Linked DNA regions of Mus musculus: all the other regions are linked to region 2. Evidence: chromatin loops called from intact Hi-C (ENCODE). Cell type or tissue: heart. All regions are shown on one strand.

The links. A loop is a pair of places that touch in the nucleus more often than their neighbours do. Peaks named below come from ENCODE experiments on the same cell type or tissue, not always from the same donor. Only the 100,000 strongest peaks of a DNase experiment are listed, where the experiment ranks them.
Region 1: a loop joins it to region 2, with 5 times the contacts of the local background. A loop is called at or near these places in 3 of 42 quality-filtered maps.
Region 3: a loop joins it to region 2, with 20 times the contacts of the local background. A loop is called at or near these places in 3 of 42 quality-filtered maps.

Annotation. Positions count from the first base shown.
Region 1 is chrX:37,122,931-37,130,930 of GRCm38, forward strand. Nkap (NFKB activating protein) reads left to right here and starts at 3,833. Exons shown (of 9, transcript NM_025937.4): 1 at 3,833-4,445. The coding sequence starts at 4,066. In heart, no CTCF peak of the experiment used is centred here; a DNase peak (open chromatin) is centred at 3,971; H3K4me3 peaks cover 1,834 bases; H3K27ac peaks cover 1,167 bases.
Region 2 is chrX:37,187,516-37,195,515 of GRCm38, forward strand. It overlaps Ndufa1 (NADH:ubiquinone oxidoreductase subunit A1), which reads right to left and starts at 3,723. Exons shown (of 3, transcript NM_019443.2): 1 at 3,474-3,723; 2 at 2,359-2,448; 3 at 73-226. The coding sequence starts at 3,575. The coding sequence ends at 206. Rnf113a1 (ring finger protein 113A1) reads left to right here and starts at 3,707. Exons shown (of 1, transcript NM_153503.2): 1 at 3,707-4,952. The coding sequence starts at 3,877. The coding sequence ends at 4,902. In heart, no CTCF peak of the experiment used is centred here; a DNase peak (open chromatin) is centred at 3,676; H3K4me3 peaks cover 2,625 bases; H3K27ac peaks cover 1,308 bases.
Region 3 is chrX:37,106,968-37,114,967 of GRCm38, forward strand. Upf3b (UPF3 regulator of nonsense transcripts homolog B (yeast)) reads right to left here and starts at 3,355. Exons shown (of 10, transcript NM_026573.3): 1 at 3,109-3,355; 2 at 2,181-2,287; 3 at 1,948-2,054. The coding sequence starts at 3,264. In heart, no CTCF peak of the experiment used is centred here; a DNase peak (open chromatin) is centred at 3,444; H3K4me3 peaks cover 1,704 bases; H3K27ac peaks cover 908 bases.

The sequences.
Region 1 (8,000 bases), 65 kb before region 2:
CTAAAACAGAATAATTCCACATAATTCTGGTTTAGGCCATTGACCTCAGACTAATTGGTTTTTTTTTTTTTTTCATAGAATACATTCAACATAAGGTTAACCATTTCCATTTAACATTTCATACAACTTTCTCTTACATTTCAAAGGAGATGACTCATTTTGACCTGAGAGCCCGAACCCAGTCTTTTATTTACTGAAACTCTATCGTGAAGGCTTTGGCCATTGTTAATTATTTTTTTAGAAATTCTTAAATTTACATAACTTCTAAAAATACTGCATCATTAGTTCCAACTCTTGTTTTCTTAAAACAGAAGCTAAACACAAAGCAAAAGCACATTTCCTTATAATTTTTACACAGCCTGTTCTGCACAGGTAGCTGGACACAGCTTTTGCGGTTTCCTGGTACAGCAGACAGCAGTCTTTAGTAACTGTTTTTATGTAAGAAAAGAAAGGTGACAGATTACTAAGGTTAAAATGATTTCTTATAAAACATCTTATTTTATGCAAGTGAAGCAGTTAGCTCTCTACGATATCTCTCCAGGCATTGTCATCGCCAATCCTTCAAGTAACTAAGAGAAGGAAGTACTAACTTTTCGTATGCTTGTACATCATCTTTTAATTCTCTAATCTTTGTCTCCCCATCCTAGAAATGACATGGCTTCATGTGCTCTCTAGTAATATTTGTTTCTTTTTTTTTTTTTTTTAAAGATTTATTTATTTATTATATGTAAGTACACTGTAGCTGTCTTCAGACACACCAGAAGAGGGAGTCAGATCTCGTTACGGATGGTTGTGAGCCACCATGTGGTTGCTGGGATTTGAACTCTGGACCTTCAGAAGAGCAGTCAGGTGCTCTTACCCACTGAGTCATCTCACCAGCCCGTAATATTTGTTTCTTAATCATATATGAGCCTTCCTCCTATAAGATAAACCCATTTATCATTTCCTTGCTTTCTATAGGTTTCTCCTTCTTTCTATATCCATGACTTTTCTTCTTGAACCCACTTTAACTCTCTATCCTTGATATCCCCCAGTTCATCCTGGCTATCTAATCCAGCAGTCATTCAACCATAGGATGCATGCATCTCCTCACAGAATTCCAAGTTCAAGGCCAACTCTAGCTAGGAGTAATTTCTACAAAGGGCCATGTAGGTTTTTATGGCCTCTGTGGTTATGTTGTCTAGATTCTTCTCATGGCCATCAAGATCAAGGGTAAGGCCTGTCCCTCACCCACCACAGTCTTATGACCACCTCCATTCCTCATTCCCGAGAACCACATCTGTTTCATTTATTATGGTGTTATTAGCTTTGAGTAACGGGGGAAGTGTATTCTCCAGGAGAGATTGAAAGTAAAACACATAGATCAGACAGCAGATCAGATCCAGGCCAATGGCAGTCAATCAGCACATGTGCTGATCAACAGCTTGGCAATGCTTCAGGGGCAGGAACTGTGTCACAACACCCCTTATGCAGTCATGCTGGACCTGGAAAGAACTCCCCGCTTTGAGTTATTGGTCAGGGGAGTCCAAGAGCCTCCCCAAACATTATAGGCTAGGACCTAGATGATACACATTGGCTCTGACTTGAAAGCTGCCTCCCTGAGGACTAGCAATTGTGGTACCAGAAGTTGCCATACAAAATTCCAGAACAACCAATAGTCATGCCAGCAATGACAGCTAAGAACTTCAACATCAACCAGCACAGCATGATATTTCTAAGGGTGCAGGAGGGGCATGAATATCCTACTACCAGCAGATCTCTATTTGGCTGCATCCTCTCTTAGATGAGCCTGCCTACCTTTGAGTCTGGCTTGTTATCCATCGTTTCTGCTTGTATTTTGATCCCTGCTTGCCTCAAACCTTTTTCTATCCCTTTTTTCATTCCACCCCATAATCTTTTTATTCATCCTTTTCTTCCTTACATTTTCATTCATCCTCAAATAAAATAAGGCCTGCTCAACAAGAAGGAAATGATACCTCGTACCAGAAACCCAGCCAACTACCCAGGGCTACTGATGAATTTATCTTTGCACAGAATCTACAACCACCACTTTACTAAACCAGCACAGTTTTAACTGTATTATAAATATTTATCCTTACACCCATATATACAAGTGTAACAATCACCCCTCATTAAAGAAACTTATCTTTACAAAAGACAGAGAGCACCACACAGAAAAATCAAATTTGGTGGAGCTATTCATGTGACTACTCAATGAAATATGTACTGCACCCATCACAGAGAACAAGTAATCCTGTGGTGCCCAGCCCAGACTGATCCATATGCAACCTAACCCTTGCATCTATGGCTCAGGGATCATGGAGGAAGGGAGTGGGCAGAAAGAGTGTAAGAGACCAAGAAGTTTGCTCTCAGACTGCATCCCCTAGAAATGTCAGAGAAACTATGAAGTCTCAGCAACATGGCTACTTAAGCAAGACCTGACAAGGATGACACCAGAAGATAGATTATGGGAAAATCTCACGAGGCTCTAACCCTAGACAAAGAACTACAGGCAACTAGGTAATGCTGAGAGCCAGGAGAAATAGTCTTCCCTCAGCTGATTATCCAATACCAAATGGTCGGTCCTGAAATCATAAACATACGGTTAATATATGCTCTGAGCAGGTTATTGTAACAGGGCTCTAGACCTTAGTAGGTCCCCAGACCTTAGCACAACTGACTCCATGATGGAAGTACCATTCAGGCTGCAACATTCAGCATGTAGACAGTATCACCTGCCAAAACAAAAGACAAAAGATCAAAGTACATAGTTCTGGGAATATTCCTAAAGGTACTGACCTTCCCTGTTGGCTTCTGTAGTTTCACTTTTGGACATGTTCTTGTTAACTGAAGTATATCAACACAGGACGTGTGTGTGTGTGTGTGTGTGTGTGTGTGTGTGTGTGTGTGTGCGCGCGCAACTTTTTTTTTCGAGACAGGGTTTCTCTGTGTAGCCCTGGTTGTCCTGGAACTCACTCTGTGGACCAGGCTGGCCTTGAACTCAGAAATCCTCCTGCCTCTGCCTCCCAAGTGCTGGGATTAAAGGCATGGGCCACCACCGCCCCGGCGTGTGTGACTTTCTATTGGCTAAAACCCATATCTAAGTAGTCTTCTCTGGTGAAAACATTACAACAGCTATAGTTACAGGTACATGTAATGACAAATAAAGAAAAAGAGGCAATGAGTTTAAAAGAGCAAGAGGAGGCACGCAGGAATGGTTGGAGGTAGAAAGGGGAAAATGACACAATTACATTTCAATTTCAAAAAAATTAAAAACAAAATTAATATTTGAATGCTCTTTTGCCTAAAAATACTTAATACATACAACTATTAATCGTCTACCTTATATTTTGCTGGGCTAGTGTATGATGGACTAGTTGAAGGGGCTTGATAACTTCGTTTTGTGGGACATTTGTAGAGATGGGTGGCTTGAACCTACGTACTAAGATTTTCCTCTGGGTCGCTAAATTAATCGGAGTATAACAGACTGAAGTTATCAGAATGTATGCTTTCTAAGTGAACTGGACAACAATGATCTTAGATTAAAGCTTAACCCTAATCATGATCTTTTGTTTGCTTGGGATTAAAAAAAAAAGAGTGGGAGTGGGGGTTATAATACATACACAGATTCATACGCGCACACTATACAGGCAAAGATCGTCCCACACTAAATAAAGGGAGAATTGGCGGTGTTGCTTATATGGCTACTCAATGAAATACTTGTCTCATTCATCGCAATGTTCTTTCAGGCATCCAGTGCGGTTTAGGTTTCAGAAACCTCACTAGGAACTGGATGAGAGCGTAGCCTCAGTTTCCTGGCCGGCTTCTATATAGAGGTACACAAATCCCTTCCTGTTGGCGGCAAGGACTCTGGGTCCGGGGGAAGGGGTTTACCGCTGTACACGGAACTGTTTCCAAGTTGGTTTTTTTGTTTGTTTGTTTGTTTGCTTGCTTTTTTTCGGATTTGGTCGGCTGCAAGCTCTAGGACCCTAGGTGTCCGGGACCTTTGGGGGTCGCGAGAGCGCCTCCTTGTCCCGCCCCTTGGTAGCTTCAGCTTCCCCCACCATGGCTCCTGTATCGGGCTCGCGTAGCCCTGAACGGGAGGCCTCCGGGGCGAAGCGTCGCAGTCCATCGCGGAGCCCCAAATCCATCAAATCTTCCCGCTCCCCGCGGTGTCGCCGGTCTCGCTCGCGCTCTTGTTCTCGGTTCGGCGACCGGAATGGCCTCAGTCATTCGCTGAGTGGCTTCAGCCAAAGCTCCCGAAACCAATCTTACCGCTCCCGCTCTCGATCGCGCTCTCGCGAACGGCCCTCGGCACAGCGGAGCGCCCCGTTTGCTTCTGCATCCTCGTCCGCCTATTACGGCGGCTACTCGCGTCCCTACGGGGGCGACAAGCCATGGCCTAGCCTGCTGGACAAGGAAAGGGAGGAGAGTCTCCGGCAGAAGTGAGTGAAATCGCCGCACCCTCTCTTGGGTCATTCTGCCTGCCTTTGAGTCCAGCTTGTTCATTGTTTCTGTTTTATTTCGCTTCCCATCCGCCTCGCACCTTTTTCATCTCTTTCTTCAGTTCACCCCGTGACCTTTTTTATTTATCCTTTCTAACTTACATTTTCATTCATCCCTAGACTCCTTCATAAGAGGCCCTGGTTTCCCACTACCTACTTACCCCTACTGGGAAAGTAAGAGGCTATTGTATGCCTTGGTGTCATTATCCGTGCACCTGTCTTTATTCCTCACTAAACGGAAATAGAGGTTTGTGACTTTTATTGATCACAGAATTAGTAGTGCCTGCCTCTTGGTAGGCATGGCAGCTGTTTCTTGTTGCATGAACAAACAGAAAAAATTGAGACAAGAGGATATTTCAGTGGAAACGTTTTGCAGTGAACTGGGAAGTATTGTAATTAAGTATATGTATTGGTTTTGAGGGAAAAGAATAATTAGATGAGGCTATGTTGGGAAAAGTCTTGGCAAGTGGTCTCAGCCGTGTTGACCATGCAAACCAATGTGGGAATGAGATTGGATTTCCTCTAATGGAATTCTTAGTTTAAAAAGACTCACAAATCTTTAGTAGCAACAACTGTGAGACTCTTGAGGCAAGTCAGAACACTCATTCTCATCGACGTAGCAAATTTACGGCCGCCTTGGTCTACATGAGGCCATGCCTCAAGACATATTTAAATTCAAAAGCTGGGCATGCATGATGTCTCACTCCTGTAATCCTAGCGTTCAGGAAGCCGAGGTAGGACTGTCACAAGTAATTCGAGGCCAGCCTGTACTACAGAGTTAATTCAAGGTAGGCCTGAGGTAGAGTGATATCCTGAGAGAGGCTCATGTTGCTGCATTAGTCATAGTATCTGATATGTATGAAGTTTATTATGCTTGTTAAAAATTAGGTCTTAGGCCCTGTACCATGTGTTTCAAAATGGTAAAATTTCAAGTATTACAGGCATCGAGGGGCAAGTTAACTTTCCAACAGTTGAGAGATGCTTCATGTTTTTTTTTCCTCCCCCAGCAGGGGAAGAAATACAGTATAAGAAAAAAAAAGGGCAAGTTTCCGCATTGCCCTGCCTGAGTGTGAAGGTTTTGTTTGTGGTGAAGCAGGATGGTCTTGGGCAAGTGAGACCTTTCCTAGCTTCGCTTCTTCATCATTAAAAATCCGCAGAAGCTGGAGCTGAGCTCAGGGGAAGAATGCTTGCCTAGCAAACCCGAGGCCCCGAGTTGGAGCAGCGGCCCACAAGGGACAGGGAAATCAGTAACAAGGCTTTTAAGGGTGTAATAACATCCATAAGTGAAACAGTCCTGATCTGTTAGAGACCTCTGGGATGGTACCCATGGAGTGTGTCAGTTGAAAAGCAAATGCTGAGCCAGGATCATGTCTCTAATCCCAACACTTGAGAGAGGGTCAGAACCACTAGGAGTTGAAGACTAGCTAGACCCTGTCCTATGAGATCCAGTTTCAGAGGAGTAAAGGATTTACTGGAATGTTAAGTGATTGGATGAGATTTGCATTTGTACTTTTAGGTGATATGAAGTTTATTCTGTCTATTAAAATTATGTCTTAGGCATGGTACTAGGCCTTAGACTTTGTGTTTTAAAATAAGAAATTTTAACATATTACAGGAGCAATAGACATGAGACTTCTGTGCTCTTTATGGCTGGGCAGGCATTCTTCCCCCAGAAGCCACAAACAGTTGTACCCCTTTTCTAAATTATCCATTTTGGCCAAATACAAAATTCTCCAAGTCTCTCTCTGTGTAGTTATCAATACCCTTTTTCATGATCAAAAATGTTAAAAAAAAGAAAAGCCAATTATAGGTCTTTCGTAGTAACTTTTTTTTTAAAGATTTATTTATTTTATGTATATGAGTACACTGTAGTTGTCTTCAGACACACCAGACAAGAGCGTCAGATCACATTGCAGATGGTTGTGAGCCACCATGTGGTTGCTGGGTTTTGAACTCAGGACCTTCGGAAGAGCAGTCAGTGCTCTTAACCACTGAGCCATCTCTCCAGCCCAGTAGTAACTTTTAAAAGTGAGTCATAAGCCATCAAACTTTAAGGAATTCAGGCTAATTATTTTCTTCAAAGAATTATTTTTATTTTATTTATTTTTGGGTGGAGGGGATTGAGACAAGGTCACTATGTATAGCTTTGGCTGTCCTGGAACTCATGTTGATGAAGCTGGCTGCAAACACAGAGAGATCTGCCTGCCTTTGCCTCCCAAGTATTGGGACTGAAGGCATCCACCAGCACACTCAGTGTTATTTTTATTATATTTTTAATTATATGTATGTATGTGTCTGTGTGTGGATATGTACATGTCAGTGTAGATGCCTTGGGAGGCCAGAAGCGTCAGATCTCCTGGAGCTGGGCTTAGAGGTAGCTGAGGGCTAACCAGCTAGGAAGCTAGGAACCAAATTCCAGTCCCCTACAAAAACAGTATGTTCTTTTAACCTCTAGGCTATCTTTCTAGCCCATAGTTTGTATTTTAAGTTTATGAGTCGTAGTAAATATTAAAACAGAATTAGTCTCATACATAAAATGAATAAAGTGTCCCCTTCCCCCGCAAGAGTAGAGAGCGTCCTCCTCCAAAAGGGTCTGAAAGGAAAGCTGGTAAGAGAGGAGAGTTTCTGGCAAGGAAGACTCTTCTTCCTTTCTCGAATCCCTTTTATTTTCCTTTCATCTTTATCTTCTTCACTAATTCCTAGGTTCCTGAAAACTGAAAGTTTTCAAATCAAGATTTCCTTATCTTTATAACATACATAAACAAATGCATTTATTTTTAAATATAAGACTTTCTGTCAATCTTTACAGTGAAATGAGGACATTTCGAACATGTGCCACACATTCAGCAAAGGGATGTCCTTACCCAGTTGCTGAGGCACTCTATAGTTGGTACCCGTTACTATCAGAACATTAAATCCTACATAATGAGTTTATAGTTAAGCTAAGTCTCTCCCCCACTCTCCTGCTCTCAGACTGGGTTTCTCTGTTATTCCCTGGCTGTCCTGGAACTCTCTCTGTAGACCAGGTTGGCCTCAAACAGAGATCTGCCTGCCTCTGCCTCTGCCTCTGCCTCTGCCTCTGCCTCTGCCTCTGCCTCTGCCTCTGCCTCTGCCTCTGCCTCTGCCTCTGCCTCTGCCTCAGCCTCTGCCTCTGCCTCTGCCTCTGCCTCTGCCTCTGCCTCTGCCTCTGCCTCTGCCTCTGCCTCTGCCTCTGCCTCTGCCTCTGCCTCTGCCTCTGCCTCTGCCTCTGCCTCCAAAATGCTGGGATCAAAGGCATGCATTACCACCGCCTGGCTTAAACCACGTTTTAATTAACTTTTTAAAACATATAGATAGATTCAGGTGTCCCTGTAGCTCCAGCTACTTGGAAGGCTAGATCATGAGCCTAGGAGTTCAGAGCCAGCCTAGGCAACATGGTAAGATCCTGTCTCAAAAGATATATGATGAAAATAATACTGGGAGACTTGACGTCTGTTGAGTTTATTATTATACATT
Region 2 (8,000 bases):
ACCCTCATGTTTATGCCTATATCAAATTATCTTTATTAAACCCTTACTTTACTTCATAAAAATAAAAATGACTTTAGATTTTTTAAAATTTTTTATTATGCATTTCATAACATGCGCATAGTATATAATATGCTGCATAGCCTTCTAACAGGAACAGATGACCATAGCTGAGTAATTTCTTTTAATCAGCCAGGAAAATGCTTCCTTAGTCAATGTTTTCCAGGCCCTGTAAAACAGTATGAAAAGGAGAATGTGAGGATTCTGTTCCCATCAAAATGTAGCATGCTGTTTAATTTCCAGTGTCACAGAATGGCATTCTGTTATTAAAACAAGCGATTTCACATCCCACAATTCTCTAACTGCAACAACAGAAACTAAATTGACTTCATAATCATTAAAGAATGGCCACTAAATGACGTCGCCCCCGACCCCAGACAGGTTCTTACTCCATAGGCCTGGTTGGCCTCAAACTCAGAGATTTACTTGCCTCTGCCCCTAGAATGTTAGGATTAAAGGTGTGTGACACTACATCATGTCTCGTGTTTTTGTTGTTGTTGTTGTTGCTTTTTGACAAGGTCTCATATAATCAAAGTTGGCCTTAAACTCCCTATGTACCAAAGGTGAACTCCTGCCTCCACCTCCCAAATGCTAGGATTATGGGATGCACCACTGTACCTGTTCGTTTCCTGACAGCAGCAAACATATTATTATATATGAAAAGACCTTCCCTTCACTCTAACTGGAACTACAGTCAAGTAATTATTTACCTCCTGGGCCCTCATACACAGCCCCTACCATGGATCAGAGGGCCAAACAGTAAACTGTCTCACACAACAGCACTGAACACAAGGTGAACACCGAATCAGTCAACGTCTTCAGAAGGTGATGAAATAGAGAAGAAGTAAGAACCAAAGAAGTTAGAAACTGTTAGATTCTGTCTCAAGAAGACAAAAATCACTTCCTTAAGTCAGTCAAGTAGCAGCAGAGCCAAAGTATCCTAACTCCAAAACCTTTGCCCGTAAACATCCAAAGATCTAAAGTGGACATAGTATTGCACATCTGTAATCCTAATCCCAGTGAGTATTCAGGAGGCAAGTTTTCGGCTACTAGAGGCAAGGGCAGGAAGTTTGCTCTGAGTTCAAGGCTGCTGTAGGCTACACAGCAAGCTCCAGACCAGCCAGGCTTATGTAACAAGTGCCTGCCTTCAAACAAAAGCAATAGTCCCCTCTCCAAAAAACCTCACTCACAACCAAAAGCTTAAGACTCTACTAGAGATAAGTAATGGCATTCCTTCCAGGTATGAAAATACCATAGGGTAAATGAAAGCATGGAACAGCGAGGCACAGGCTTTTTACAAGGCAGCTACTTAATCTCCCCTCATGTACATGAGATGGATTCTCACACAGCACCGAACTGAGCCCCATGCTCTATCCATGTTTTCCTATCTAGAAAACGAGCACAAAATTTACCTAGGTTCACTGTGGGGTATCCATGAGGTAGGAGCAGCTATTAAGTGATTTATGAAACTTAAAGAATTATGAGGGTGAGAGGCAGAGAAATGGCTTTGCATGCAGACTTGTCAACCTGAGTTTGATTCCCAGATCCTACAAGGGTTCCCAGATCCAGAAGTGACTGCCTTCAGATTGTCCTCTGTCCTCTGACCTCCACGCATAGCCTGCACTCACCAACTCAAACCACACACAAACATATCAAACTACATTAATTCTTTTTTATGCTTTGTTTGATGAGACAGTATCTTACTACGTGGCCCAAGTTAGCCTCAAACTCACAGATTCCCCCTGCCTTAGCCTTCCAGGGGTTAGCATTACAAGCACACGCTGCCAAGGCAGCTCTATCACTTCTCTAAATAAGGCACTCCCACAAGCTGTCTTCTGACCTCCACATTTGTACCATGGAGCCTGCATAGAACTAAAGACAAATTTAAAAATAAATAAGTTCCTAGGCCTGCTAGTGCACACATTTCATTCCAGCACTCAGGAGCCAGAGGTAGGCCAATTTATGACTTCAAGGCCAGCTTAGTCTACATAGCGGATTCCAGGCAAGCAAAGGCTAAATATTAAGACCCTGTCTCAATTACAAATCAACCAACCAAGTAAATAAATGGGTGTGCCCTCCATATGCACATGCATGAACAAGTGCACACACACATGTATGCATGCACACCACATACACTGAGCATCTATCTATATATGTATGTATGTGTATATATATATATATATATATATATATATAAAGTTTGTATACCACACTAGTAAAAACCATGCAAAGTAAATGAGCCCTGTATGACCTTAGGCAAGGCATTACCAGAAGCCACCACAATTCTTTTAGTCATCTTACCTTGGACACATAGTAGCGATTGACTCCAGAGATACGTCTATCGCGTTCCATCAGATACCACTGGTACTGAACACGAGCAACTCGTTTTTCCTTTAAATAAAGGACAAGGCAGTTTATAAATATAAGTGACCCAGTAAAAAGATATACCCCACAATTTTTCTTAAATGACATACTAGAGGCTGAAGAGATAGCTCAGAGGGGAAGGGTACCTGCCTGCTATTCTTGGGTGCTCAACTGGCTTCCCAGCACCAAGTTGGTTGGATTTTATTTGGGGGGGGGAGGGGTCATAACTGCAAGTCCAGGAGAGATTCAATACCCTCTTCTACTCTTCATGGGTGCACACAGACAGCAGCAGACACATACATAGATAGTAAATCTTGACAAAGTTAAAACAAAAGCTAAATGACTAATACAAAGCCAAAATCTCCTAAATGAAACCAGACCATGATGGCAACTGACTTCTCAGCCTTCTCCCTTTTTGAGTTGGGGGAGGGGACCAACACCACTGATTTTTTTCCTTTATCCTCCTCCCCCTCTCAACTACTTCTTTTTTTTTTTTTTTTTTTTTGAGACGGGGCTTCACTGTAGTAGTACCAGCTTTCCTGGACTTGACTGCTCTTTGCTCCTGCAGTGGACTGGATTCGTGGCACCCACTTCTGCTGCCTCCTAGCCTCCTTTAACTACTAGTTCCAAGAGACCCGGGGACCTCTCTTGATCTCCGCGGGCTCCTGCACTCAAAGGCACAAATACATCCACCAAAATCAATTAAACAGTGTCCGCAAGGAGATGAACGATGGGAAGGAGCGGGGACATGACTAACACCTTTCTCCCTCTGCCTAGGAACCAGGGCCCAACTCTTGTCATCTACCTTGCTAACTGCCGAATAGATTTTGCCTTTTGGGCCACTCCTCCTCAGCCCTCAAACTGGCTATGTTTTACTAAAGTTAAAAGGTGGAATCCCAAGTCTCCGCGTTCAGGCAACATTAAGAGGAGGATCCCCCTTAGATGGCTTCTTCTTCACAGAGCGAAGGCGCATCCAAACGGCCACCGTCCCCCACCATAAATGGCCCCCGTCCCCCACCGTCCCCCACCCGCGGCCGAGTCGGCCGCCTTACCTTGCCCCCGTTGGTGAATTTGTGGATGTACGCAGTGGACACCCCGGGGATGACCAAGCACACCCCCATAATGGCGAGGCCAGGGAGAATCTCGAACCACATCTCCGCACCGTTACTCGCACGCCAACCCGTCACCGGCTCCTCAGAGGTGACCCGGCTTTACCTCTCTTCCGGCAGCACGCGGGAGGGGCGGTGCCCCGTACGGCTCCGGAGGAGGAAGCGACGGTGGCTGTGGGGGCCCAAAAGTGACTGGCGTTCGCGGTCCAGCAAGCGTTCCCGGACAGGATTCTTTCTGTCGTCCTACTCCTCCTATCTGATCCGCTGCATCAGAGACCACCACGGAGTGTGACGACGCGAAGCGGTCCCGGACGTCGCGGCAGTTTCAGAACTTGGGGATCTCTAAATGGCGGAGCAACTTTCTCCCGGGAATTCTACCCGTCAGGTGTGCACGTTCCTCTTCAAAAAGCCTGGGCGGAAAGGAGCGGCGGGCCGCCGAAAGCGCCGGCTCTGTGATGCAGGCTCCGGGGACAGCTGCAGCAGCAGTGATGAAGGCAGCTCTGTGGTCCGCCCGGAGAAGAAGCAAGCGACCCACAATCCGATGATCCAGAAGACGCGTGGCAGCGCTAAACAGAAGGCAACCTATGGCGGCTTGAGTAGCGAGGACGAGAATGAACCGGAGGGTCTCGGCGTCGTCTACAAGTCTACCCGTTCGGCAAAACCCGTGGGGCCCGAGGATATGGGGGCGACCGCCGTCTACGAACTGGACACTGAGAAGGATCGAGATGCACAGTCCATCTTTGAGCGGAGCCAGAAGATCCAGGAGGAGCTGAGGGGCAAGGAAGATGACAAGATCTATCGGGGAATCAATAATTATCAGAAGTACGTGAAGCCCAAGGATACATCCATGGGCAATGCTTCCTCCGGGATGGTGAGGAAAGGCCCTATCCGAGCTCCTGAGCATCTACGTGCCACCGTGCGCTGGGATTACCAGCCCGATATCTGTAAGGACTACAAGGAGACTGGTTTCTGCGGCTTCGGGGACAGCTGCAAATTCCTCCATGATCGTTCAGATTACAAGCACGGGTGGCAGATCGAACGTGAGCTTGATGAGGGTCGCTATGGTGTCTATGAGGACGAAAACTACGAAGTGGGAAGCGATGATGAGGAAATACCATTCAAGTGTTTCATCTGTCGCCAGACCTTCCAAAATCCAGTTGTCACCAAGTGTAGGCATTATTTCTGCGAGCGCTGTGCATTGCAGCATTTCCGTACCACCTCACGCTGCTATGTCTGTGACCAGCAGACCAATGGCGTCTTTAATCCAGCCAAAGAACTGATTGCTAAACTGGGAAAGCATCGAGCTGAAGCAGAGGGTGGTGTTTCTGATTCTCTAGAAGACATAGAGGAGAGTCCAGTTTCCATTATTTAGACTTTCCATAATTCTCAGTCTCAAAATAAATGTTTTGTTGTTTCTTAAAATCTTTTCTTTCTTTCTTTCTAAAGGGAAGTGGCAGAGAAGGTAGGCGATGGAGTAGGGCTCCAGAGGAAAAGCTTCAAGATAGGTATTATCTGGAATTCTAGACCTGAAATAACTTCCATGACTATAGCATAGGTCATGTGGATGGGAGAAGTTCATGAACAATGCTAGGATTTACGTAAGGGAACCCAAGTCGGGATGACATCAAGAACTGATTCTATTATATCACATTTGAATAGTTTAGAAATTACTCTGATGCTTTATCTGTTGGTACAAGTGCTGTTTTCAAATGCACATTTGGAGGGCTTGAGTTGGTCCTCGATCTCTTTGAGGGTGTTTCTTGCAGTCTTTGGGAAATTGTCCATGCTCTCTTTGAAGCACCTATAGGTAACCCCCGTTTCCACTGACGATGGAAATGCTCTCTGTCGAGCTGTCCAGTATGCTAGATTCTATTCTCATGTGGCTGTCAGGTACCTGAAATGTGCAGATGGCCACTGAATTGGATGTTGTACTGAACTTGGAGATAGCGAAAAGCCTAATGCTTTATAATCTATAATCTGAAACTATCCCTGTCCTCATAGACTCCAATGGGACTAATCACACCTTGTTAAAATTAGTGTACCTGTATTCACAATTGTTTGGGATCTAGCTTAGTGCTTGGTATATGATAAGAAACTGATAAGAGGCAAACGTTTTAAGATGGGGAATTTAGACCAAATCCCACACTGAAGGAATCTCTAGGTAACGGGGGGATGAAAATGACAAATACATTTGGTTAACATTCCTGAGAGGCAGGGAGGACAGGCCAGAAGACCAGTCAATATTTTAATGGTAAAACTCAGACTGGGTTGATGTAAGAAAACAGGTAAATATAGCCGGGCGTGGTGGCGCACGCCTTTAATCCCAGCACTTGGGAGGCAGAGGCAGGCGGATTTCTGAGTTCGAGGCCAGCCTGGTCTACAAAGTGAGTTCCAGGACAGCCAGAGCTATACAGAGAAACCCTGTCTCGGAAAACCAAAAAAAAAAAAAAAAAAAAGAAAACAGGTAAAAGTATAAGTTGAGTTAAAAGGGGACTTTAGTCATACTTATTAATCTGTTTCAAGGTATTCTTTGAACGGACTTTCTTAAGCACTGTGTTTAGGATAGGGCCTAACATCAGTAAATAAAACAGACACAGGCCCCAACTTCCTAGAGCTGTATAGAGAGCAGCAAACATGGTGAGTATGGGAAAGGAGTGTACTGGGTTGATCTCAGAATTAACCGAAACTCTTGGGTGGTGATAGGGCTCAGTGGGTGGAAACACCTGCTGCCAAACGTGACCAGACCACGGAATTGGACCCACGTTGGGGAGGGACAGAGTTGACTCAGAGGTTGTCTTCTGATCTTCAAGTACACACAGAGAATAAAATAAATAAAATATAAAGGGGAAAATAAGAATGAACCCAGTCCTAGGGCTGGGGGAAGATGGTTCAGTGCAGAGCAACTGCCTGGAATGCTCAAGGTGGGGGAGGAAGAGAATTGAAACCCTGCTGAAGAGTTCACAGACATGACATCACCTTTTCTTAAGATTTATTTGGGGCTGGTGAGATGACTCAGCGGGTAAGAGCACTGATTGCTCTTCCAAAGGTCCTGAGTTCAAATCCCAGCAACCACATAGAGGCTCACAACCACCCGTAATGAGATCTGATGCCCTCTTCTGGTGGGTCTGAAGACATTATTTATAATAATAAATCTTTGAGCAGGAGCCAGTAGGAACTGAGCAAGCAGGGTTGACTGGAGTGAGCAGAGGTCCTAAATTAAATTCCCAACAACCAGATGAAGGCTCACAACCATCTGTACAGCTACAGTGTACTCATATGCAAAGAATAAATAAATCTTTCCTTTGAAAGCTAGAAGAGGGCATTAGATCACCTGAAACTGGAATTAGAGGCAATAATGAGTTCATATGTGATCCTCTGTGTGACTAGCAAGGGCTCTTAACTGCTGAATCATCTCAAGAGCCCCACGAGCTCACATGCTAGACTAGAATAGATTCTGTAGTAAAGAGTACATGGAACTGAGATATATGAGCAGCTTACTAGAAAGGGGGCTTGAGGATGCATAGAAAAGTAACATATAAGAGATGAGCAGAAGAAAACAGTTAAATAGGAAAGAAAAGAGGATATTGGAGGATACTGTAGAGAGAAAAAAAAAACACTCATGCAATGTTGTGTCCGGCCAGCAGACCACAACCTGGGTTCTAGCCTGGAAAGGCATTTTGGAAACCTGGAAGAGAAGAGGGGCTAGGTGGCGAGAGAAAGGAATGTAGCCAAGACAGTTACTCTGATCAAGGCTTAAATTTTATTGTTGCGACACTAGTTATGAAGGAAGGGGGAGGGGACCCGATTCCCGCCGAATAATCTCTGGTCTAGTAGAAAGGTGCACGTGTGTGGCTCCGCAGGTGTGGCAGAACGAATGAGCAGGAAGCTCCACCCCTGAGCAAGCAGGTTTCAGGCTGAGGGAGGGGAGACTACAATGCAAGCCAAAGGAGAAAGAAATAAAAACAACATGGCCAAGAAGATAATTCAATGGGTAAGGGTACTTGCTGTGAAAGCATAAGGGCCGGAGTTCAAATCCCAAGCTCCCAGCTATAAAAAGCTGGCCATGACTGCACATCCTTCAGCTTTGTGGGAACAGAGATGGAAAACCTAGGAAGAATCAAGCACTGGGAGATGACCTGGTGGCTATGAGTGTCTGCAGTTCAAGCCTAAAGACCTGAGTTTGGATCACTGGAACTCATGTAACAACAACAAAAACAACAACAACAACAACAACAACAACGATACCCAAAACATTGTTTATTTTATTTATTTTACAGCAGTGTGTGAAATAATGAAATGGGAGGTGGAGACAGAAGAATACTCCCGAAGCTTAGGAGCCTGCTAAACTGAAGTACATAGAGCAACAAGCAAGAGCTACTCTGCCTCAAAAGCAAGACAGGAAAGCTAAAGAGATAGTTCAGCAGTTAGGAGTGCTTACTATTTCAGATGACCCACATTGGGCAGTTTACA
Region 3 (8,000 bases), 81 kb before region 2:
CATGGCCTAGTATATGAGAGTCCCCATGTCTAGTCCGTAGTGTAGTGGCTGTGTGCAAGTTTATGGCAATTAAGCTGACATAATACAGAAATAGAAAAACAGAACTCCCTGCAAAAGACACTGGTTGTCTGCAAAAGTATAGATAAGCCTCAAAAAAAAAAAAAAAAGAAAGAAAGATAAAGAAAAAAGAAAAAAGGAAGGAAGGAAGGAAGGAAGGAAGGAAGGAAGACACTACAAATCTTAGAAAAAAAAAAACACTCCATTTTAGGTGCTGGAGTGACGGCTCAATGATTAAGAATACTTCCTCCTCTTAGATCTAGGTTCAATTCCCAGCACCCACCTACATGACATCTCACAATCATCTTTAACTCTCCAGTCCAAGTTACCTGATCCCCTTGTCTGGCCTCTGTAGGCACTAGGCATGAATGTGATGCACAGACATACATACGGGCAACACCCATACACATAAAATACTTTTAAAAACAAGCACAATAAATGAAACTGTAAAAAGAAAAAAAAATCCACAGCAGGTTGGTGAGAGGGCTCAGTGTGTAACAGCACTTGCCACCAAGGTTGATGATCTGAGTTCAAGTCCCAAGACCCTCATGGTGGAAGGGAGACCACATGTTCCATAGCCTAAAGACACACAAAATAAACACATGCAGGTAATAAAACTGATTAAGAGGATAATAAGTCAATAGAAGCTAAATAAGAAATCATTGTTATCTACTAGAATAAAAAGGCTGGTCATAGCCGGGCATGGTGGTGCATGCCTTTAATCCCAGCACTTGGGAGGCAGAGGCAGGCGGATTTCTGAGTTCGAGGCCAGCCTGGTCTACAGAATTAGTTCCAGGACAGCCAGGGCTATACAGAGAAACCCTGTCTGGAATTAAAGAAAAAACAAAAACAAAACAAAACAAAAAAAAAAGGCTGGTCAGGAAAAAATAAAGACAGTTTGGGAAATGGGATAATTAGGCACCGTGTGTTAGGCACGAGTTACAATGTAGCAAAGAGTAAAAGTTGGCACGGTGAGAGAACCTTATTTGACCCTAAGTGTATATACATTGGACAAACACAGTTGTCAAGCCTTCAACTTGTTATCAGGCATATTCCACAACAAGGATTTACTATTTGCAAACTTGAAGTAATTGAGGAAATGAAAACAGACAGGAAACCCCACATCACTTGTCCATGAGTCAAAAACCAAATGAAAGGTGGCAAAAGGCAACTTGGATACATTCTAGCTAAACCCTGCAAACCCCAGACAGCAAACGGAAAGTGAGTCAGGAGTTCATTCCGAAATCTGTTAATGTTACACATTGTGTAGCTTGGATCCCAGGATGCTGTGGTGTGTTCCTGTTATTTGCCGATGCTGAGAATTGAACCCAAGGTCTCACATATCATCAATCATTGCGTTACATCTCCAGCCTGGGAGATGCAATTTGAGGCTTTAGTTTTCCGCAGCTTTGTGAGAAAGGTAAACAGTATTCTAACTGAGGACTAGCAACATAAAGGATACTAATTAGCATCTTTGAGGCAGGAAGTCGACATTTGAAACAAGTATAAAGTATCAAACAGGAGAAATCAGTGGTAATTATAGTCACTGGATCAAAGGAAAGAAATCATAAGTTAAGAAAACTATCTCAGGGTTATAAAAATTCTTTCAATGTTGCACATTTTATCTTAAAGGAGTTTAAGTCTAACCCACACAGACTTGGAGAAAGCATTGTATATTGCTCTCCCACACCCCTTCCTCCCTCTCCTCAACCCTATCTCTTTTCTTCTCTCTCTCTCAGTGGTCATTCTATGTAGTCCAGACTGACCTCAAACTTGGAGTCACCCTCCTGCTTCTGCATCCTTTGCTCTGATTACAGGCACATACCGCAAGTGGCAGCACACACTCTGTTCAATGTAACCATGAAAAACTCTCCTAAATCGTATACTCACCCTTATTGTCAAGGAATACATAGCCATCAAATCGGTCCCTGAATAAAAGAATGTCTTCTTGGTTTTTAAAGTTGATATATGCTCTGGCATACATATGAGGATAAAGGCTGTAGAGACGGAAAGCAATTACGTGACTATGGTTTCAGGTGTCTGACTGAATTGCAAACACATACACATTAAAGACACTAGCCCAAAAAGCGAAAAGGAGGGTAAAATATTAATTTTTTTTTTACCTAGTATCATTAGAAAAAAACTCAAAATAATCGTGCTCAGGCATAGGTTGAAGATGTTCCTGAAGCTGTTCCTTGGTCAAAGTGGGAGGTAATCTTCGAATTACCACCTTAGGAAACAAACGAGGAAAGGAAAATCAGTACATAGCAGCCAACTTTCTGGCATACCAGAATCATGGCTTCTGATAATCGGCTCTAAAATACAGACACTTACAAAAACACCGAACATATTCTCCTGCAATCCAATGCTATGAATTACTCAAAGGTATGGATAACGCGGGTTTATACAAACTCCTGGAAGTGACAACTGTCTGGGGCAAGGAAAATCCCAGGTTCTGTTCTTAAATGGAGTTTAAAACCCATTTTGAACGAATTCTGGTCTTTTGTCGGTGTCGCGACATTGTCTCTCTCACCGGTCTAAAATGCGCTAAATGAACTCCCTTCCCCATTCTGTGTACCACGGAAATCCTTTACCCATCGCCCTCCATCTGTCTGCTCCTCCAGGTTGGTCATCAATCCTCTTAATGTGCTCCCCCAACTCGCTTGCATTAACACGTACTTCACAATTACTCCCACCCCTAACCCCTGGTGTGGCAAGGTCTATTTAGCAATTCAAGCCAATTAAAGTTCCCCTATCTTTCCTGCTGCTCCCCTCTCTCATAACTACCCCACCGTCGCAGCTCTGAACTAACCTTTTCTCATCTGGGAACCCTCCTTTTCCCTCACCCCCACCCTCCATCCCCCCATTTCGGGGGCTTTATCAGAACCTGCTAATCCCATTTCCACCAGTGCGTGAGACAGTGCGAAGCAATTTCCATTCAGTTAGAAACAGAAGAGTTACCCGGGAGAGGAAGAGAGCAGCCCCATTCCCAGCCATGCTCCCCAGTCCGTGGACATGTCCCGCCCTCTTGTGCCACCACCCGATAGGCACCTTGCTCAAAGCTTCTTTCTTGTCCCTGTTGCGATCCTGCCTATCGTCCCCTTTGGCGCCTTCGGCAGTAGCGCCAATACAGCCGCCTGTGGCGCCCTGCGGCGTAAACAGGGTCACTCGTTTCTCCTTAGGCCTATGATCTTTTTCTTCCTTCATGGCCACGGTTACGCTCTTTAGAGCGGTGGCACAGCTGCTAAGCCGTTACGCCGGGCACCTACGACTCTCCGGGAGAGACCTCAGGAGCTCCGCCCCTAACAAATAGCCCTAGTGATAAGCAGAGCCCTGCGTTCCATTGGGCTCCCGGAGATCTCGCGAGAGTTTAAGGCCCTCGGTTTCACTCGGGGTTAGGGTTTTAATACCTGACCTTTACTTCCCGCCTGCCGAAGTCCCCATGCTGCCCAATCCCCTAGCGGCCCAGATTCCCTCGGGGCCCGCCCCTTAGCGCGTCATTAGCAACTCCGCCATCTTGTCTAGAAACGACTCGTTTCTGGACTACAACTCCCAGCATGCAAAGCAGCTGCCCGTTTAGGATTAGAAATGTGGGAATCATCCAGATTTTTAGTATATGTGATCATTTGATCTTAAAAATTTAGTGATTCTTTTTCAGATAAAAATACCATAAACATCTTAAGTATATATGATCCCTTAATCTTTTTGTTTGTTTGTTTTGTTTTTTTGAGACAGGGTTTCTCTGTGTAGCCCTGGCTGTCCTGGAACCCACTCTGTAGACTAGGCTGGTCTAGACCTCAGAAATCCACCTGCCTCTGCCTCCCGGAGTGCTGGGATTAAAGACGTGCGCCACCACTGCCCCGCTATGATCCCTTAATCTTAAAAGTTTAGTGCTTTTCTTTTTCAGATAAAAAATACCCACAAGGTTTTATGCCACGTGAGCCTATAATTGCAGCACTGGGGAATCTGAAAGAGAAGGATCAAGACAAATTCAAAGTGTGGTCTAAATAGCAACTTTCAGGCAAATTAGTGCTAGATAGTGGAACCGTACGTATATCAACCAAACAACCATCAGGTAAATAAACAGATAAGGAAAAGCTATTTAAAACTGAAGTATACTTTCAGAGGCATTAGGATTTACACATGCTCAAGAAACACACAAGATACTAATTTCAATGAATTATAACCAAAATGTATTACATTTGTTTTCACCACCTTTCTTTCTTTTCCAAATTAAAGAATTCTCTCCCAACACTGTTATCCAACAAGATGGGGAAAGGAAAATATCCAACTTGATTCTGTTCACTTTCTTCACTTTGAAAAAGGTCAAATACCCATTAACAGTTGAATGGACAAGCAAGATGTGATACATTCACAGAATGAAGTACAATGCCTTAGTAGTTGGTACATGCCATAAATTTGAGCAATAAAACGGACTCTTTAACCAGGTGTGGTAGCGTGTTCTGTAGTCCCTGCTTTGGGGAAGCTGAGTCAGGAGGGTCATGAAATACCCAACAAGATGTTTTCTGTAGAAGGAAAGAGGGAGGAAATGAAGAAAGGAAGAGAAGAATAAAGCATTTTGCTGGTGTGTCTGTCTGAAGGGGAGGGGAGTCTCCAGTACAGTTTGCTGGTGGCCAAAGAAACAAGGCACTGACCCACCTCAGTGTGGCAGGTTCCTGATCTGGGCAGGTGGTTCTCAGCACCATGATTAAAAATAACCATGGTGTGTTGCAATTAAGAAATGGGGTCTGGAGAGCAAGCTTCCCTCATTTATATTCTGCACTAACCTGAGAACTAAAATTTTGCTGCTACAAAGGATGACCTTCATCTAAGTTGGCCAGATGCTGAAACTTTGGTCTTTCTTGTAGTCCTGTATTGTGTGTGTGTGTGGGGGGGGGGGGTCTGATACTAGCATATTTGTGTGTTAGGTAGACAGAGCTAGCTGAATATGGTGGCAGATACCTGTTCTGTAGCCGGAGCTACTTCCAGTTACTGAACCACAAGATCACTGAGTTCACTCGTCTGGGCAGCAAACTAAAATTTCATTGTTCTCCTTCTCCTCCCCAAGAGACGTACATTTGTTTGTTTGTTTGTTTGTTTGTTTGTTTGACATAGGGAGACAGGGTGTAGCCTTGGCTGTCCTGGAACTCACTCTGGAGAACAGGCTGGCCTTGAACTCCAAGAGATTAGCCTGAATCTGCCTCTGGAGTCCTGGAATTAAAATAAAGGTGTGCCACTACCACCTGGCATGAGACAACATTTATTAACATTTATTTTGTTTTATAAATATCTGGCTTGGACACCATGGGAAACTCCTAGCAGAGGGGTGGGGGTGGGGGTATGGATCCTGAAGTGGCCACTTCCTATAGCCAGGCAGGAAACAAGTGGAAGGATAAGGACAGCAACCCATCCACAAAAACTTCAACTCAAAATGTATCCTGCCTACAAGATGTGCAGGGAGAAATTAGAGCAGAGACTGTGGGAATGGCCAACCAATGACTACCCCTAAATTGAGATCCATTTCACAGGCAAGAACCAATTGTTGACACTATTAATGATACTTTATTATGCTTGCAGCCAGTAACCTAGCATAACTGTCCTCTGAGAGGCTCCATCCAGAAGCTGACTGAAATGAATGCAAGACCCAAGGACCAAAATTAGATGGAGCTAAGGGAGTCTTGTGGAAGAGTTGGGGGAAGGATTGGGGGACCCAAATAGGACAGGGACTCCACAGGAAAACCAGCAGAGTCAACTAACCTGGACCCTTGGAGTCTCCCAGAGACCGAGCCATCAACCAAAGAGCGAGCATGGGCTAGACACCCCCTCACATGAACCTATATAGCAGATATGCAGCTTGGTCTTCATGCCGGGCCCCCAACAACTGGAGTGGGGGCTGTCCCTGACTCTATGCCTGCCTGTGGATCCCATTCCCCTAACTGGGCTGCCTTGTCTGCCCTCAGTGGGAGAGGAAACTCCTAGTCCTGCAGCTCCACTTGATCTGTTAGGGGTGGGTGTTGGGGGCTCCCCTTCTCCTCTGAGAAAGGGATGGAAGAATGGGGGAGTGATCTGCGGGGGATTGGGAGAAAAAGGGGGCTGATATTGGGATGAAAAGAGAATAAGTAAATTAATTAAAAAAATACTTGGCTTAAAAAAAAAATAAGCTGGGCAGTGGTGGCACATGCTTTTAATCCCAGCACTTGGTGGTGAAAGGCAGGTAGATCTCTGAGAGTTTGAGGCCACCCTTATGTACAGCGCTAGTTCCAGGACAGCCAGTCAGGGCTACATAGAGAAACCCTGTCTTGAAAAAACATATATAAATAAATAAATACCTGATGTTATCATAAAGATCACAATAAAGTATTTTAAAGCAAAAAAAAAAAAGGTTAATATGCTGAAAAAAAAATTCAGAAGTAGAGTTCTGAGGCAAGCTAAAAAGACAGGAAGTTGGGAGGGCATGAGGAAGCGGGGAGCCCCTTCATCTTGAAATCCAGCTTTTGTCATTGCAGCTCTCAGTGAACTGGAGACAGAGTCAGAGAGCCAGGAAATGTCAAGACTAATGACAGGGAAAATTGCATACGGAGACAATGTGTGCCTACCTAAACCCAAAATGACATGTAGTCTTAAGTTTTGACACCTCTCTCATCCATTAATTTTGGCAACTCCTTTGTAACTTTAAACCTTTTAACCTTGTTCTAGAACACACTCTGAACGATGTATAAAAAAAGCTGGGGAGAGATTGTTCTTTTAAAGGTTTAGAGATGTCACTGTCACCACCATAATCCTATATGTGCCTATTGTAAAAAAAAAAGAAAGAAAGAAAGAAAGAAAGAGAGAGAGAGAGAGAGAGAGAGAGAGAGAGAGAGAGAGAGAGAGAGAGAAAGAAAGAAAGAAAGAAAGAAAGAAAAAGTACCCAAATATGACTCTCCTCTGAGAAGCCTATATCCACACTTGGTTATGTCTGATTTTTCCAACTGCCTTTCTTCCCTAAAACTTTTTTCTGAGATTTAAAATTTTAGGTTTCAGCTGGGCGGTGGTGGTGCACGCCTTTAATCCCAGCACTTGGGAGGCAGAGACAGGTGGATTTCTGACTTTGAGGCCAGCCTGGTCTACAAAGTGAGTTCCAGGACAGCCAAGGTTACACAGAAAAACTCTGTCTTGAAAAAAAAATTTAGGTTTCTTTTATTTTTATTTAAGAATGGATATCTGTGTATCACACAAGTACAATGCCATTGAAAATGATTTGTTTGTTTGCTTTGTGTGTGTGTGTGAATGTGTGTGTGTGTGTGTGTATGCGTGCGCTGTGTGTCCAGATGCCCAGGAGTAAGTTTAGGGGACAAGCTGCTATCTACAGACAGCCTTCTTCCATACTGTAGGTCCTGGGAATTGAACTCAGATTGCCAGACTTAGCAGCAGATGCCTTTTACCACCTGGTCCATCTCTCCCACCCTACCCCATTTAAAATAATTTCTGTAAAATGTTATTTGGGGTTTGAGTAGGTTAGAAGACACACTACCAGTGTTGACATTCTCCTTCCATCAGCTGGTTTCCAGAGAGACGATTAAAATTCCAGACATGGCAGAGGGGAAAATTAAAATAATTTTAGAAACATTTAATTTTACGTGGATGAAGGTTCGCATGCATGTGAGTCTGTGTACCATGTCCATGCATGGTACCTGGGGAGGCAAGAGGTGAACACAAGAGCTGCTTAAACTAGAGGTAGTAATAGTTGCAAGCCACCATGTGGGTTCTGGGAATAACATCCAGGTCCTTTGTAAAAGAAGCAAGTACTCAAAGCTGCAGAGCCATTTCTTCATCCTTTAAAAAAAAAGATTTATTTATTATATATGTAAGTACACTGTAGCTGTCTTCAGACACTCCAGAAGAGGATGTCAGATCTCATTATGGATGGTTGTAAGCTGGGAATTGAACTCAGCACCTCTGGA